Linked DNA regions of Homo sapiens: regions 2 and 3 are each linked to region 1. A link is a loop called in an ENCODE intact Hi-C map of the cell type or tissue named here. Cell type or tissue: Panc1. All regions are shown on one strand. Links, peaks and the distances in the headings refer to the core of each region. The heading gives the core; the rest is flanking DNA.

Region 1 (6,129 bases), core at 570-5,569:
TATTCACAATAGCAAAAATATGGAATCAACTTAAGTGTCCATCAACAGAGAATTGGATAAAGGAAATATGGATAAAGGAATAAAATCATGTCTTTTGCAAAAGCCCAGATGGAACTGGATGACATTATCCTAAGTAAAATAACTCAGAAACAGAAAGTCAAAATACTAGCATGTTCTCACTTATAAGTAGGAGCTAAACAATGGGTACACACAGACACACGGATTGTAAGAATTGACATTGGAGACGACAAGAGGTAGGAGGGTGGGAGGGGGATGAGGGACAGAAAATTACCTGTTGGGTACAGTGTTCACTATTTGGATGATAAGTACATTAAAAGCCCAGACTTCAATGCTACACGATATAGGCATGTAAGAAACCTGCACTTGTACCCCCTAAATATATTTTTTAATTAAAAAAATTTTTAAGTCACAGACTTATGATTCCATTTGTATATTCTCTACATGACAAAATTATAGATACAGAAAACAGATTAGCCGGTGCCAGGGTTTAAGGATAGTGGGAGGCCAGGGGACAGGTGTAACTATAAAAAAGCAGCACAAAGGAGATCTTCATGGTGATGGACTAGTTGTGGATATTGATTGCAACAGTGTTTCCATGAATCTACACATGTGATAGAATGACAGAGAATATACACACATTGTACCAACTGCCTAGTTTAGATATTGTACTATGATTATGTAAGATGTAATCATTGGGGAAAACTGGATGAAGGATACATGAGTCACCTCTGTATTATCTTTGCAACTTCATGTGAATCTATAATCATTTTTAAATTAAAAGTTTTAAAAAAGCAGCCATACATTCATGCTAAATTTAACATTTGGTTTGTGTATTGAAAAAAAATTTCTAAGGCAAGCTAGATTAAAAAAGAACGTAAGGTCAAGAACAATGCATATAATGTAGTCCTATTTACTTTTTTCTTTCAGAAAGGCAATATATGCAAGTACATATGCATATACATATGCAAGTACATATGCATATACATATGCAAGTACATATGCAAATACATATGCAAGTACATATGCATATACATATGCAAGTACATATGCATATACATATGCAAGTACATATGCATATACATATGCAAGTACATATGCATATACATATGCAAGTACATATGCATATACATATGCAAGTACATATGCATATATATATATGCAAGTACATATGCATATATATGCAAGTACATATGCATATATATATGTGCAAGTACATATGCATATATATGTGCAAGTACATATGCATATATATATGTGCAAGTACATATGCATATATATGTGCCAGTACATATGCATATATATATATATATGCCTATATAATTTATATATACAGAAATTTCCAAAGTAAAGGACAAGATACTAATAGCAAAGGCTGACCCTGGGGAACAGACTGGGGGAACCCAGAGTAAAGGATATTTTTAACATGAAAGAGGACTGTATTAATAATTGCACAGAAACAACAAGCATAACGAGCTCAAAACTCAGAAAATCAGAGTTTATGGTCACTGAGAGTAACATTACTCAATAAATGCCAGTTATTGTTGTTATCTTTTCTTCTTCCTTACATTTTTACCTATTTTGTGCAAAAAAAAAGTTTATGATAATGGTAGACTAAGTTATTTGTATTAACACTCCTATTAAAAAAATTGATAGGATAGTTTTATAGTGTTGGTAACCCATCAAATATATGATAGGATATCCTCTTAAACACCTGTCAGTCACTCAGTGGTCATCAACCTAAATGCTTACCACACCAGGAAGGTAAAGTAAATATGTGAGGGCCAGGTGTATTATTTAGGAAAAGATTGAGATGGTGGCAAACAAGAAATAACACCCAGACAAAGCATTTAAATACAAATGTATACAAGACATGGCTTGGATGAAACAAAACACATTTGTGTTCTGCCAGTCCCCCACAGCAACCCATGCATGTCTGCCTGCTAAGGAATCCTGTTCCACTGTAGGCAGATCTAATTGCTAGAAAGCTCCTTGTGCTCAGCTGAACTTTATGTCGGTAATTTCCCTCTATAAATCCTAGATCTGAGCATTTTCTTCATAACAATATTTAGTTGACTTGGCTTTAGCAAACACTTGCTGATGTCTAATAAGAACTAGTTCCTTTAGCACACGTTCAAAGCTACCTACAGGTAGGTAGACAATGTAACTCAAGTTTGTCCTCAGAAAGACTAGGGTTTAATCCCAACTCTGTCATCTAAAAGCTCTAGGACATTGGAAAAGTTATTTAAATCTTATATATATTCATATTCAAGATGTGGATAATAAAACTGTTCAGCTTGCAGAGTTGCTGTGGAGATTAAATGTGAAAATATGTACAATGCATAGCACATGTCAAAGAAATGACGTTTTCTGTTGGAAATGTAACTAATTTGGGGCCAATTGTTCAACTTTCTTGAATTTTTGAGAAAGTAGAAAATTAGCAAATTTTCAAAGTCATTTCATAGCCAAAGATTGAAAGACGAGCTACAGGCTTGATATCCTAAAGAAACTTCTTTTCTTTCCCAAGCTACCAGGTGTGTTTTCTCTCCTTGCCACTAGATGGCAATTGCCTCCCAGGGTATTTGAGCTCAAAGACCATAAAATCCCGGAGGCCACCACCAAGGCTAACTTTTAAATTACAAAGCAGTCCAGAACCATACCCTGGTCTCTCAAAGATAATTTGTTCACTTAGTAACTAAGAAATACAGGGACCACTTCCCGAAATTCAAGGGAGTGGGAGAAGGAGTGATTGTCTAGAAGAGCAACTCAAGACTTTTTCCACAAAGTAACTCATTCATCTGACCTAGTTTGTTCCTGCCGCAGAGTCTTTGCTCTCACTGCCCCATATTCCCAGACCCTCTCCCTCCAGACATTTGTGCAGCCCACTCCTTTATGTGTTTACATACTAGCTCCCTGCCTCCATAATGTTAGTCTCAGGAGAGTGGGGGCTGTTTTAGTTTCATACAGCACACTCAACCTCAAGAATAATGCTTCCTATGTAGTAAGTGCTCAGTAAACATTGGCTGAATGAAATTTAAATGAATACCCAGGACTCTCAAAAGTTGCTCGTCCAGTAGCTGGAAAGACACCCTCCCTCTTCTCAAGAAAGCAAATCAAGATGCAAGTGAACCAGAGATGGTCAATGTCCTGCTAATGCAGGGCTGAAGCTTCAGGTGGCTTCCCACCCGTCACCTCTGGAAATCACATCTCATCTCCTACGTTCTTGGGGCCTTCAGTGACAATAAACTAACCTGAGATGATGGGTAAAAGTCAAGAGTGACCCCTTTCTTTCCTTATCAATAACATGCCTTTTAATAGAGTCCTTCTGGAGAGAAAGCTGTTCCCAAAACCCATCATCTCTTTCCTGTAGTCTTTTATCTACACCTTCAGGTCTCATAGGTGCTTCGGATGGAAGCAAATGCAGTCTCTCTTTCTATAAACTGTCCCTGAGAGAGGCACCCCAATCCCTGGACTTCAGATCAGTACTCCCCTTGGGCCCCATATATAATCATCATCTCCTGATAATCTCACCTCAAGTCGGCCTCTGTATTCCTCTTCCCCATTCTCACTGCCGCCACCCGGAGTCAGGCCCTCCTTTTCCTAAGTTGGTGGACGGGAAATAGGCTATTTAATGAAATGCATGTTTCTGGCCATGACATTCTGCTCAAAACCTCCCAAGGACCTTGTAAAACCAGCTTACATCATCTCCTTATGCAGCCTTCCCTGCCCCTTCCTCTCAGAGCAGAATTGACCCTCTCCCCCTTGTGTCTCTGCTGTGCTTCATGTAGACTCATCTCATACCATCTGTTCCTCTTTACTGCAGTTAGCCAGCTGCTTCACCTCTAGACTAGCGGGCCTTGATCATGTCACTTTTTATGTCCAGTACCTTAAAAAATCCCTGACTTTCATCAGCGTATCAATACCTATACTTGGTTCTCATTATGCATCAAAAACAATCCGAGCCTCTTGCTCTATCATTAACAGTAACCAGCTTGTCCCTTCATTAGTCCCCCATACATCCCATCCACTCCCAGCCAGGCTGAGTGTCCCTCGGTGCCCCTGTTAGCATGTGTCTGGGACCACCTAAAGGGTCCTGGAGAAAGGCCCCTAAATGGTAACGTTCAGTACATGATGGCAGATTGTACTTAAAATGGTAGATGTTAGAATATAGTTAACTGGAGGTTCTAGAGCCAGACCACCTGGTTCAATCTCCCTTCTACCACTTACTAACTTGTGACTTGGGAAATTATACCACCTTAACCTCTCCGTGCCTTAGTTTCTTCCCTGGCAAAAAAGGTAGCAATAATAGTACCTATCTCATAAAGGTTTTTGGAGGATTAGAATGATACAGATAAAGCTCTGGAACAACCTTGTCACATAGTAAGCATTTAGTTAATTCTGATTATTATTGAGTGTCTGCTATATGTCAGTCACAATGCTAGAAACTTGACATATATTACTGAAACGGGAAAACTTCCCTTGCCCCCCTCATGGGGCATGCAATGGAGGAGTGGCTCGCCTCTTCAGTGCCTCACTGCTCAAGCCTCTAGGGGGAGCATGCAGACGGGCAGGCTGTGGGGCTTCAACCCCACGACAGTGTCTAGGGGTGAATGTTTACAGCTGAAACCCTAGTGGGCATGTGTTACAGGGTGTTCTTTTAGTTTAGCTGTTTGTAGGCGGCTTCTGTTAGCTCAATTAGACCCCTGCCTTATCACAAGGACAGAGGGTTTTCTGTATCCCAGGTTCTTGCCTTGGTGTACCAGAAGAATCAGATCACGCATGGGCTTGGAGAATGAGTGCAAGGTTTTATTGAGTGGACATATCTCTCAGCACATGGGGAAGCCAGAAGAGAGATGGTTTTCCTGTGGAGTTGGGCCGCTCGGCGGCTTGGGCTTTTCTCCAACTGCCGCCTTGTTCCACCTGTTGATGGCCTGCTGGCCTGCCAGCATCTGTCGTGTGCTCTTCCTCCAGCATGGTCCCCTCCATGTCCTCTCGATGTCCAGCCACTTGTGTCTTCTTCCACCGATGTGTTTCTCTTAACTTCCAGCAGCTTGTGTGTCTGCCTGCTAGGGCCTCAGGGTTTTTATAGGCACATGATGGGGACATGGCAGGCCAGGGTGGTCTTGGGAAATGCAACATTTGGGCGGGAAGGCTGGAGTATCTGTCCTCACCTAGGTCATTGGGCACAGGCCAAGGGTGGAGCCCTCGCCAGGGACCATGCCCTTCCCTTCCCAGCACTTCCCTTCCCCGCTTCTATATCATTACTTCTCATACTTACAGCAACACTGGAAGCGGGCAGTACTTTCTTCCTTCAACCAGTGAAAGGGCTGAAGTCCATAGAGATTAAGTATCTGTCTCAAATTCACATGGTCAGGACATTTCGAAGCAAGGATTTGAATCTACTTATGTGATTTTTGCCATACCTGTACTATTATTTACCAAATAACCTTTAATTTGGCTCCTTTTCCTTTAAATAAATATAATATATTAATAAATCTAAACTTCATTTCATTTTCACAAATAAGTTTGATGTGTTCACTAATTCTCCTCATTCACATAATAAGTTTACAATAGTTAAATGTTTGTCCACATTTCACCTAAAAATATCAGATATTCCACAGTAATTAGTAAAAATATTATATATTCCACAGTACATGGTACTAAGCCATGTTACTTAGCCTGTTTTTACTTATATGCACTTCACAAGAATAAAGTAATCACTTAACTTATAAATTAAAAGGACTTTAAAAGCAATCTAAGCCAGGAATAAGTAGCCTTCAATTTTTATGTCAATTTTGACGAATTGAAAATGGCTGCCCAGAATAATTACTGTGTTGGACACAACAAGAAATAACGCCATGCTCTCTGTGCACCGTAGGCCCAGGAGCCTGGAGTGAGGGGACTGGCCACATATTTGCCATTCTTTGTCTAGTCCCATCTACTCAACTTTTCAGAGATGATGCCCCATTAACTCTTCTTCCTCCCACCGCCATTACTTTACCAGATAACCAGGAGAGCCATATTTTACCAAGAGACACAGTAAGTAAGCAAGGAAGGAGACTGGCAACTCTCCTGATTCTGCAGTGATGGCACCTTAGGAGACACACAGGG
Region 2 (6,129 bases), core at 512-5,511, 320 kb after region 1:
AAATTCTAGAGATTGTATAATACTAACATATAGAGCTATTCCTCATTTCTATATAGTACTCCATTGTGTAGATGTGCCATAATATATTCAACTTGAACAATGTAATTCAGAAAGCAGCCAAAAACTGTTAGGGCCGTGTCAAAGACTAAGGAGCCAGCCTGAATAAGCTCCCCAGCCATAGATAAAATTAGTACCATAATATATTCAGCTACTTCCCTATGGATGGACATCTGGGTGGTTTCCAGCCTTTTGCTATTACAAATAGTGCTGTAATGAATAATCATGGGAACACATCTTATTTTAGGATATATTCCCAGAAGTTAGTTCAAATGGTAAATCCATACATAAATTTGCCTAATATGGCCACATACCCATCCATGAGTATGTTGGCATTTTGCAATCCAATCAGCAATGTATGTGAGTGCCTGTTTTTCCCACAGCTTCATCCGTGGAGTAAGTTGTCAGACATTTGGATTGTTGCCAACCTGTTAAATAATAAATAGTATTTCAGTTCAGTTACCATTTTTTATTGCTATATTATGAATGGGATTGAAAAACTTTTCCTATGCATCAATTGTATATGTAATGTTTTATTTATTTTTTAAGTTAGGTGAGTATAAAAGAATGTTAGGATTGGTTGTGAGGTATTGTTAAAGAAAAAAAAATTCTGACGTTTGTTAAAATGGTAAGGAAGACTTTATTCAGGACTGTGCAATCAAAACATTGTAATAGGGAAGCAAGATTGGGCTCAACTGGGAATACAGCAAGGACAGCTGGGGTATTTATAACCAACAGGTAGAGTAAGGAGGGTCAGTGGATAGAAAAGTACTAAAAGGAGACATCAGGGGTGGTAGGATTCTTGCTGAAGGCAGGCTAAGGGCTTATACTTCAGAAGTGGAGAATGAGGAACTTGATCAGATACCCAGAGTGGCGGGATCCTCACTAAACTGACAGGATTCTTATTAAGACTGAGGTAGGCCGACAATTACAGGTGGGGTAGGGCCCAAAGTCAAGGCCTAGTCAAGAAGAGGGCTCAGAAGAGGCTCAGAAGTTTGGTCAAAGAGATAGTCTTTGTCAGTATGTACACAAATGACATGCATATATTCCTGAATTTTTGAATTTTTTAAAAAATTCAAATAGGACATTAAGAACTTACAAATTTGGGTCACATCAGAACTTCCCTTTCCAACTTTTAGTCACTTGCAGGCATCCCAAGCATTATGTTTTCATCTGTTTAAAAAAAAAAAGTCACTTTATATTTCTGTGGTAAGACTTTGGGTTTTAATTTTCATAAAACCCTTCATTAGGGTTTTGGAACTAGAGAGGATCCAATAGCTCCCTTGATTTAATCAGTTTATTTTGTATATGAGCACTCAGCCAAGGTAATTGCTAAAAAGATTTTTATAGATAATATTGAGACTCTTAAAATCCAAGACAGCTTTAAAATGTTGGCATCTGTATCAAAAGTCAGGTTTTAAAAATTTACAGAAATATTATTTAAAGGCTTAATTAGTAAACCTTAATAATTTAATGTAAATTAGAATTTCAGCAACTCCAGTTTCAAAAATCAATGAATTAAAAGTTAGGAAAATAAAGGTGTTAAAGACGGCCTGAGTATATTGGGCGCATATTGTTTGCTTCTTCACGTCAGTCTGGGACCATTAGCTCAAAACTTACCTTATCTAAGCTCAAAATTTTATCCATGTAATTGCTCAAATGTAGCTCCGATGGGCCGGGTGCAGTGGCTTACGCCTGTAATCACGGCACTTTGGGAGGCCAAGGCAGGCAGATTGCCTGAGGTCAGGAGTTTGAGACCAGCCTGGCCAACATGGTGAAACCCCATCTCTACTAAAAATTACAAAAATTATCCGGGCATGGTGGTGCATGCCTGTAGTCCCAGCTACTTGGGAGGCTGAGGCAGGAGAATCTCTTCAACCCAGGAGGTGGAGGTTGCAGTGAGACATTGCACTCCAGCCTGGGATACAGAGCAACACTCCATCTCAAAGAAAAAAAAAAGTATATATATATATATATATATATATATATATATATATATATATACATACACACACACACACACACACACACACACACACATAGCTCAGATGGCCATGTTTTTAGCCATTTAGAGTCTGCCTGCTAGCCAAAGATAAAACCGTACCTGGCATCTGTTAACCAAAGATAAGACAAAGCATAGAGCTATAAAAGACCCCAAACCTCTGCTGCCCTTCCAAGTTCTCTAACTCAGAGACTCCCTATCTTATCTTGTAGCTGTACAACATCCTAGACAGATAAACCCCATTTCTGCTTCTCCCCTACCCCAGGAGTAGTTCCCTTGCCTTCTTCCCCTTCTGCATGGTGGCCATACACCTCTGCCTCTGGAAGGTGTCCAGCTGTGAGGGATGTCCTCCTTACATGCAGTCTGTCAAGCACCACCCAAATAAAGCTTGTTGCATGCTACTGCCACCTTGTGGTCACATCTCTTCTTTGATCAGCCCCAAAATCCTTGAACTCAGAAAAACCTTATGTTTAGGAGAAAATAGTCACAAGAAATACTGACAAACACAAGGCAGAGAGGACCTTGTTCTTCCTGTACATATTTCCTGTCAAGGAAGGAAAAAAGAATTCTAGGATCCCAAAAGCCGATGGAAGTCCAGGAAAAGCCTTTCCTATGGATTTCCAGAAGGCAATCATGCAAGGGACTAAGCCCACAGAGGCACAGAGATGTTAAATAATTGCCCAAGCTTACTCTGCTGTGATTGGAATCCGAAGACTGAACTTTCAATTCCTGTGCTACTGCCTCTCCTAAATTACAGTGTCTCAAATCAGATAATGAATATAGACACTTAGTACATTTGAGTTCCATAAATATCAAGCTGGGCGTGGTGGCTCACGCCTGTAATCCCGGCACTTTGGGAGGCTGAGGTGGGTGGATCACTGGAAGCCAGGATTTCAAGACCAGCCTGGCCAACATGACGAAACCCCGTCTCTACTAAAAATACAAAAACCAGGTGTGGTGATGCACACCTGTAATCCCAGCAACTTGGGAGGCTGAGGCATGAGAATTACTTGAGCCTGGGAGTCGGAGGTTGCAGTGAGCTGAGATCACACCATTGCACTCCAGCCTGGGCAACAGAGTTAGACTCTGTCTCAAAAACAAGAACAAAACAAAATACCAAAAGTAAATAAATGTCAGTTAATTGTTGTTATTAAGATTCTAATGCCTATATCTGTACCTTATGCTCTTTCCAGAGTTGAAATGCCATGCCTCCTCATCAGAAATCAGTTCCAATTCCCATCTCCTACATGAATCCTTTTAAACTAGGGTGATCTTTCCTCTCTAAAGATTCCTTTTGATATCTAAAGGCAGAATTTGGCCCATGATCTACTTTATCAATTATTCTGCCTTAGTACTTTATCAGCAGTGGTATTTAAAGAGGAAGAAATCTCTCACATTCCATGTTCACTCACAGGAAGCCATTCATTCATTCATTTACTCAATAAGGGTCTTTTCTGTCAGGCCCTGTGCTCAGTGCTACACATATAATGGTGAACAGAAAACATGATTATTGTCCTCGTGGAAAATTTGACAACAGACTATGGCATTAAAAACTGTAAATATAAATTGTGTTAAGTGTTATGAAGAAAAAGAACAAAGGGTCTACTAAAGAGACTATCAAAGGGATATAATCTAGATGGGAGAAGTCAGAGAAAGACAGTCTGAGAAAGTAACATGGAGGCTGACACCTGAAGAATGAGTAGGAATTTGCCAGGGAAAGAGTGAATGAAAGAAGATTCCAGTCAAAGACCCTGAAGCAAAAGAGAGTTTGACATATTTAGAAACTGATGAAAACCAAGGTGGCTGAAAGACAGTGAGCAATGGGTAGAGTGGCAGAAAATAAAGTTGAAGACTATCAAGGGACATGTTGACCTGAGGAGGAGCAGGAATATTGTGCAACTTGAAAAAATACCTGTTATTTGCACAGTACAAACTCTGCAAATGAGACCTTGCCTAAATCTTGACTCAAGATTTAGAAGTGGGCATGGTTTTTTTTGTTTTGTTTTGTTTTGTTTTTTGAGCTGGAGTTTCACCCTTGTTGCCCAGGCTGGAGTGCAATGGCGTGATCTCGGCTCACCGTAACATCTGCCTCCTGGGTTCAAGCAATTCTCCTGCCTCAGCCTCCCCAGTAGCTGGGATTACAGGCATGTGCCACCACACCCAGCCAATTTTTTGTATTTTTAGTAGAGACGGGGTTTCTCCATGTTGATCAGGCTGGTCTTGAACTCCCGACCTCAGGTGATCCGCCCACCTTGGTCTCCCAAAGTTCTGGGATTACAGGCATGAGTCACCACGTCCGACCAGGAGTGGGTGTAGTTTTTAAGAGATTGAGTAATACTGACCCACTGATCCTTTTTGTTTCAAGCGTACTTGTATTGCTTTTAAAATAGTGAATCTCTTAAACATCACATCTGTTTTGCCTGGAATTTTCTTTCTTTTTAATTATTTATTAAGACATGGTCTTACTATGTTGCCCAGACTGGTCTTGAGCTCCTAGACTCAAACGATCCACCTGCCTTGGCCTCCTAAAGTTCTGGGATTACAGGTGTGAACCACTGCATCTGGTCTTGAATTTTCTTAGTAACATACATAGTGTCTACTATGATGTGCAAGACAACAAAAGGAGGTGACATCTTCTCCAATAGGAGCTGAATATGGTTCAATCACATTGCCTGTGACCACAAAGGAACTTAATGGCTAATGGTATCAAGCGATATAAGGAAATTAAGAGAAAGGTTGGAATGGAAGCTATAATGAGCATGGCTGAAGTATGAAATTAAGCCTGCTGCAAAGTCCTGTATGATCACACTTAATATATTGAGGTTTAAACCCAATGACTGAAGACCACGTTGGCTGGTAGGTGGGGTTGGAGGCAATCAAATGGATTAATGCATGTCAAGCACCTGAAAACATCTGACATTTGGTCAGCAAATAGATCTACCATTATTATCTATGGTGATTTATTTTTTCCAAAACAAAATGTCAAAATAACACTTAGGGAAATAACATATTTGAATAAATGGGTTGGTTATAATAGCTATTTATTACCATAATGAGAAATGAACAAAAGTTTTACAGTGAGATGACAAAGTTCAAATATTATCTGTAGTATACAAGAACTAGATAAAAAAAAAAACACATGGTGCAAAAAGGGTGCCTACTATTTAAATACCCTATACCTGAGTTACAAATCACCTAAGCACAATTACAAATAATTCAGCCTAGCACCCATGCAGGACACTGGCTAGTACATGGGTAGCCAGCAGAGCCTCTTAGCAGAGGCAAAATCAATTGCATTTCAAGGAAATAAGTCTCCCAGCATCAGAATGCAGAGATGGATTCTTTCCTCCCCTCACTTGGTCCCTAATTGTTCTCTTTACAACACTAGCAGATGTTGGGGCTCAGAAAACCCAAAGTGAAGGCCTCAGAAGCAAAGTTTTTCTCTGATGTTATCCTGCCCTCCTGTCTCAGCCTCATTCTCCCTGAAGGCAAGCCACAGAAACTTGAATTCCTCTTCCCCAAGGTAGGTCATAGAAACTGGAACCATCTTTCCACAATGCCAGACTTACATCTTAAAGATAGTACTCTAATCTTTCCTCACCTAACTATGTAAGAGCTGGCCATAAATAAATTCTCTGACCTACCTTGCTTGATAGCAGGTTATAATATCCCCATCCCATACAGGCCCTGCCCTATATCCAGGAGGAAGGAATGCTGCACAGAGACCAAGAATAATCTGAACAGACAGGCCTTGCTGGGTCCCCAACCTGTGTCTATTCCCATTAGATCATATCCTTTTTTTCCAATCACTATTCTTCAGGGCTGTCCATTCATTATCAAACCTAAGCATAAAAATGCACAGTTTCCCCTGTAATTTTGGATCTTCATTACGAAGGCTCCCCGGTGATGTAAATCTGTGATTAAATAAATTTGTTAAGTTTTTCTCTTGTTAACCTGTCTTTTGTTATAGGATTGTCAGCTGTGACCCTTATGAAGGGGTCTTTCCCTTCTGCCCTTACAGAGCCATCTGCCCCTATACAGACATCTAGAACTGGTTTAGATGACTAGCC
Region 3 (6,129 bases), core at 512-5,511, 53 kb after region 1:
GCTTAATGAGAAAGAAAAAAATAACCTACTAATAAAGTAATTTATTTCATTGATTCCAAAAATCTTTTATTGATGATTCAAGAAATGCATTCCATTTGAGGGTTATAAAGGTGAACAGGTCAACTTTCTTGACCTTAGGGAACTCACAGTCCTTTAAGGAGAGACAGACATGCAAACAGACAGCTGTAGCTCTGTGTGAAAAGTGCAAAAGCATAGCTCTAAGCAGTGAACTGTGGGACCACAGTTCACATGGACAGAGCTACCAAGTGGCCCAGGGACCAGCAGTAACATCTGAGCCTGATTCGAAGGCAAAGCAGAAGCAGTTCCACTCTTAGCCCCAAGCTCCCCTCACTCCTTCCCTGCCCTCTTTCTTCCCTCCCCTAATCCTCTGGCTTCATCCCTTATAAACCAAGGGGACACACCCAACCAGAACCTCTGTCCCTCCCTGCTGTGCTCAGGGTACGGAGTCTGGAATTCCCTCTCCCACAGCCAGACCTGATTCTGGGAGCCAGCGCAGACTTCCTCCCCAGGTTGGTCCAACCAAGGGCAAACTATGTATGGTACCTGCCCCTCAGCCTGAGGTAGGGGTGGATGGTGCCTGCCTGCGTGGGCCTCATGCATGACAGATGGGTGCAGGTCAGAAAAGAAGAGTGGACTCCACTCTTTGTGGTCCTGCCCCAGGCCTTGCACATGTAAGGAGTTTTCTAAGGAGAAAACCAGACCAAGCATATAGCAGCAGAGAGTGGACAGACTGGCATGTTGATGGGCAGCATTCCCACCACAAGTGCCTAGTGCATGCGGCTGCAGCAGAGGGTGCAGGAAGGGCAATGGCAGGAAATGAGCTGGAGGGGCAGCCTGAAGGGCAACTAGAGCGTGATGTCAAGGAGTTTGGACTTTATCCCCAGGGCGGTGGAGAGCCAGGCCAGGACCAGGATCAGATTTCCCTTTTAGGATGAGCACATCTAGATGATAACTGGAGATGGGGAAAGGCTGGACTCGTGCAATAGTCTAAGCAGTGGTATGGTAGAGCTGCCGCCTAATAGCTCACAGAAGCCAATCCTTAAAATGTCAGGAATTTTGCAGCCACTTGTTAAGCTCCCAAGAATTTTGTGAGCTGGTTGCTAAGACAGCCATTGTTAAATTATGTAAATTTACTATTAAATAAATCATATTACATTACATTAAATAAATTAAATTATATTATATTAAATAAATTATATTAAATAAGTATATTATTTCATATTTATATTTATTATTAAAATATATTTTTGTAGTAATAAATAAAATACTATTTATTAATAATATATTATTAAAACATTATTTTATAATAATAAATAAAATACGTTATTTATTATTATATGTTATATTATTTAATAGGTATAATTATTTAATAAATTACATTAAATTATATTAAATACATTATATTAAATAATTACATTAATATAATAAATTATATTAAATTATATTAAAAATAAAGGTAATAACATATTGCCTCTTATTTCACTACATTTTATTATTTTCTCTGTTCATGAGGCTATGTACATCTGTATAATCTGAGTGGTTCATTCATGCTCATCTCTTCACAACCTGGCATTCAGTGATGGTAAGTTGGTAGCTTGAATTAGCCATAGTGAGAATATTTACAACACAGAAATCAGCAAGTCATGCAAATCAAGTGGGTTTTTTTTTTTCTCCTTGTAGAGCCACTTGTTAACCTGTTCCAGCACACCAGTGAGTCCATTTGATCAAAGGAGGGGCCAGAATCCAGGGAACAGTCATGAATCCCCTAGGCCACTTGTTACCTGCTATCAGCCAATAAATCCATAAGGTGGCAGGCTGAACAAAAAAACAAAGCAATTGGGGGAGAAAAACCTCATAGGAGTTGAACACAAAAGTGATTCTGAAATAGTAAGAATAAGACAAGAAAAATGTGTACGCATCGACAGAGTCTTTTCATAGTTTTCTTAAAGTAAACTGTGTTCTGGAATTTTAGTCCATGACTATGTACAACAAAGACAAGAAGCCTGGGTCAAGATAATGTGATGCTTAGGGAAGTATAATATTCTTGTGATAAGCTGGGCAGTCTTAAAAACCCCTCAACACACACATTGCCTATCCACTCTTGCTCCCCAATAACTCTACCATCGCCTCCCCATGAAAAAGGACACTAGAGGCTATCACAGTACTCTGCCTGTGTAGCTACTGACTTTCAGAATAACTTCTTACAACATAACCCAGAGGATTACAAAAGGAAAAAAAATACAGCATAGTGCTTATATGCATAAGCTTTGGAGTCAGACAGAACTGGGCTCAAACCTGACTAATCATAACATGTAGATGATGATGATGATCTTCCTCTTAGGGGTCGAAGTGAGGATTAGATAAATGCCACATTAAAAAGTGCATACAGCAACAGCACATAGTGTGACTTCAAAGAATATTGGCTAGTATTACTATTGCTTTATCAAGCTCCAGACCCTGATTCGGGGATCCCTTTTTCCATGTTCTCTTCTTCTCTGGTGCTATCCCTCTCTCCTTCCTTGTCTTCTCCAGGCCAACACACAAAGTCAGCTCAAAGATATGGCTGACTTACCAAAAATGCGAGGGCATGTCAAAGTACTAAGTCCACCTAGTTGTGATAAATTGCAGACTCATATTATGCAGTGGGCTTGGCATATTTTGAAAGCATTAAATAGTCCCTTTAAGGGTCTGTCTGGTATCCCCCTTCAATTCTATAGCTCTCTTCTTTTGGCCCCAAACCTGGGGTTAAAGAGCTCCTTGTTCCTTCCCTCTCAAGTCCTGAATTGAGCTATTTGCTATCCTTTCTGTGGGCACAGTCCTTTCATTTGGGACCCTAGGATTACTGCTGTTGGTTTCTCATTGAAATTGCACCATCTGCATTATAATAACCTAAGATACCTTTCAAAACACAGATTTCTGGATCATACCTGTATTTTTAACAAGCTTCCTAGGTAATTATCACAGGTCCTAAACTTCGAGAGCCACTGAGTGGGCCCTAAAACAGCTAGCTTTAATTCTTTAATTCATTCATTTATTTATCAAGCAATTGCTAAGCATCTGCTATGTGCAAGGCACTAAACTAGGAGCTAGAGAGAGAGAGAGAAAGCAGGGCCGGTCCCTGCTCATGGGGTTGGCTCTCACAGACACAGCTTCTCACTTTGCATCATATTCCAGCCCAGCCCAAGGTCTCGGGTAGAAGTTGCCCTCCCTGCCTTTCCTTTGTGTGCTGCCAGAAATCCCCAGACCCTGGGCTTCAGAGCAGAAAGTTCTAACAATCACCAACTCTGACTCCACCCACAGTCCAAAAAGCACTACATTTTTCTGCCTTCAGGTGTCATCGTCACACCAGTAATTGCTGAAAGGCTCACCCTTTTTTCAATTCCAGTGAGCCTCCGTTTTTAAAGCTAGCCCTTCCTCTTTAAGAATGTATTATTTTGGGCTGGGGGCAGTGGCTCACGCCTGTAATCCGAGCACTTTGGGAGGCTGAGGAGGGCGGATCACCTGAGGTCAGCAGTTCAAGACCAGCCTGGCCAACATGGTGAAACCCCGTCTCCACCAAAAATATAAAAATTAGCCCGGCGTGGTGGCGGGCACCTATAATCCCAGCTACTCAGGAGGCTGAGGCAGGAGAATCAATTGAACCTGGGAGGCAGTGGTTGCAGTGAGCAGAGATCATGCCATTGCACTCCAGCCTGGGCGACAAGAGCAAAACTCCATCTCAAAAAAAAAAAAAAAGAAAGAAAAGAAAAAGAAAAAAGAAAAGAATGCATTATTCTGAGGGAAAAAAAAACCTTCCCCAATAGCCCTGGGGAAATCCTGAGGAGCTTTGAATAAGAATTAGCAAAACTTCAAAACTCCACATTTCTATTTTTTATAATTGAAAACATCCAGTCCCTTTGGGGAAAAAGAGGTCCTCTCTCAATGAAAACGACTTTAAGAAAAATTGACTACTTACTACCTGTAACATTTCACAAGTTTTATTTATCTTATTTATTTATTTAATTATTTTTGAGTGAAGTCTCACTGTGTCACCCAGGCTGGAGTGCAGTCGCCCGATCTTGGCTCACTGCAACCTCCACTTCCCAGGTTCAAATGATTCTTCTGCCTCAGCCTCCCAAGTAACTGGGACTACAGGTTTGCACCACCACGCCCAGCTAATTTTTGTATTTTTAGTAGAGATGGGGTTTCACCATCTTGGCTAGGCTGATCTCGAACTCTTGACCTCAAGTGATCCTCCCACCTCAGCCTTCCAAAGTGCTGGGATTACAGGCGTGAGCCACTGCGCCCGGCCACAAATTTTATTCTTTTAAGTCGGTGGTAGTATAATAACAATGAAAGCTAAATGGTTTCAGTACCGGATTATCCCAACTGTCTCTCATCTCTCCCTTTCATTTGTCTTGTTGTTTCATATGCAGAAATTTAACATATAATAAAGCAAAATAAGAATTATTATTTCAGAGAAAAATCTAAATTGTAGATTTACATTTAACATTTTTTGAATACAACATATAATTCTTGCCTTCTTCGGAGCAGTTACTGAAAAGAAAACATGTTCCTTCCGTTTTCACAGAATATCTAAATACACACCTTCCATGAGTTCTGTCGAGGTGGACAAAGCAGTGGAGATGGCCTTGCAGGCCTGGAGTAGCGCCGTCCCTCTGAGCTTTGTCAGAATAAACTCAGGAGAAGCGGATATTATGATATCTTTTGAAAATGGAGGTATTGTGGTACTTGGATTCCATCTACTAATTCAAAGGAGAGTTGTCCCAATACTGTTCCTTCTACATCTTTAATTCGAGTGATCACACACTCCTCCTTCGCACAGTGCTGTGATGGGCCAAGGCCAAGACCATGGCAAAGCCATGATCTTCATCTGGCCAGAAAATAGAACCAAAGGAGTTCTTAGCATGTCTTGTCATCATCAGACACAGCTGTAGAGTAGATTCACTGTAACAAACTTTCATTATGACTTTGCCCCACTAGGGGACAAATTCTTGCAGATTTTGCTTTCCCGTTAGCCACATGACCTCATCCATTCCCATGATAGTGTTTATCACTTATATAACCCCTTCTATATTAGCCAAGGATATCCTACCATGAATCCTCACTGAAGCAAATACCTTCCACAGTGACCTTGAAGCAGCTTTCCCCCTGCAGCAATGGTTAGGAAAGTATCGTTTCTGTCTTGCCCACACTTGCAGACCACCTTCTGGGAGATATGCAAGAGGTCTGCCTCCAACTTTCCCACTTCTTCTCCATTCCATTGCTCACCCTCCTCAGATAACATTTCTAGTGTCCTTGTCATTTCAAGCCCAGATCTTAATTTTAATCTGATGTCACTGGGGGGAAAACATGCTTAGGAGCTAGAAAAAAGAAGATCAAGCAAGTCCTGAGAATAAAGCCTTTAGAAATGGCCCTGGGCGTGACCTGGCCCAGGTTATGTCCTATTCCTCCCAGAAGAGAAAGGCCACCCCTGGTGAAGTGGCAGGGAAAGCAGTGTGACTCGGGGTAGCTTTGAAGGCCAAGGAATGAATGTCTGGCTCTCTCTTGATCTTTCAAGCTTACAGTCTGTCCCCTAATACACAAGCCAACCAGGGACTGTGCTGCCATTGCATGAAGTCCTCGGTGTGTGCACCTGAGTAGACTGCATTTCACTGAAACCTGAGAAATGCCATACCAAAACTTTGTTCTGTCGGCTTTTTAAAAAAAAAAAACAAACTAAAACTGGGTATCCTTACTAAGATTTTTTTAAGTGGTAAACTATATCCCTTATTTTGTTCTTCCTCCTCCTCTTCTATTAAATTTGTAATGAATTGTTAGTTAAAATAGATAATTAAACAAAAACTTAAAAAGCTTTAAAAGTTAGGATTTTATAAACACCTTTATGACTTTCATATGTTTTCCACATGAAAGTATGTCAAAATTACAGAGAGATTTTTGACACTTCCTTAAACTGTATTGTGCTATAGAAACAGAAAGCACACACTTGTTCAATTCACTATCACTGTCTCAGCTGAATCAAATTTGAAAGGTCATTCTGCTAACAGGTTCACATTCCAATCAGTGGGGTAGGTTTTGCTATCGAATGCCGCCCCCCCGCCGCCCCGC

Evidence for each region. A loop is a pair of places that touch in the nucleus more often than their neighbours do. Peaks named below come from ENCODE experiments on the same cell type or tissue, not always from the same donor. Only the 100,000 strongest peaks of a DNase experiment are listed, where the experiment ranks them.
Region 2: a loop joins it to region 1, with 4 times the contacts of the local background. A loop is called at or near these places in 39 of 110 quality-filtered maps.
Region 3: it touches region 1 in a loop (2.3-fold over the local background); 11 of 110 quality-filtered maps call a loop at or near these places.

The regions. Positions count from the first base shown.
Region 1 is chr11:102,662,988-102,669,116 of GRCh38, reverse strand. All of the region lies in intron 1 of MMP20-AS1 (MMP20 antisense RNA 1), which reads right to left. Among named protein-coding and RNA genes, the nearest start is that of MMP20-AS1, 25 kb to the right of the region's middle. RefSeq lists an enhancer at 5,593-5,762. In Panc1, for the core only: CTCF peaks have their summits at 2,303, 2,571 (motif pointing right), 4,383 and 4,585 (motif pointing right); a DNase peak (open chromatin) is centred at 2,586; H3K27ac peaks cover 853 bases.
Region 2 is chr11:102,338,277-102,344,405 of GRCh38, reverse strand. It overlaps BIRC3 (baculoviral IAP repeat containing 3), which reads right to left. Exons shown (of 9, transcript NM_001165.5): 9 at 5,003-6,129. Among named protein-coding and RNA genes, the nearest start is that of BIRC2, 5.9 kb to the left of the region's middle. In Panc1, for the core only: CTCF peaks have their summits at 2,236 and 2,470 (motif pointing left); a DNase peak (open chromatin) is centred at 2,446; H3K27ac peaks cover 4,370 bases.
Region 3 is chr11:102,610,366-102,616,494 of GRCh38, reverse strand. It overlaps MMP20 (matrix metallopeptidase 20), which reads left to right. Exons shown (of 10, transcript NM_004771.4): 3 at 4,592-4,740. Among named protein-coding and RNA genes, the nearest start is that of MMP20, 12 kb to the left of the region's middle. RefSeq lists enhancers at 184-683, 684-1,185. In Panc1, for the core only: CTCF peaks have their summits at 1,610, 1,813, 3,111, 3,327 and 1 weaker place; a DNase peak (open chromatin) is centred at 3,324; H3K27ac peaks cover 4,581 bases.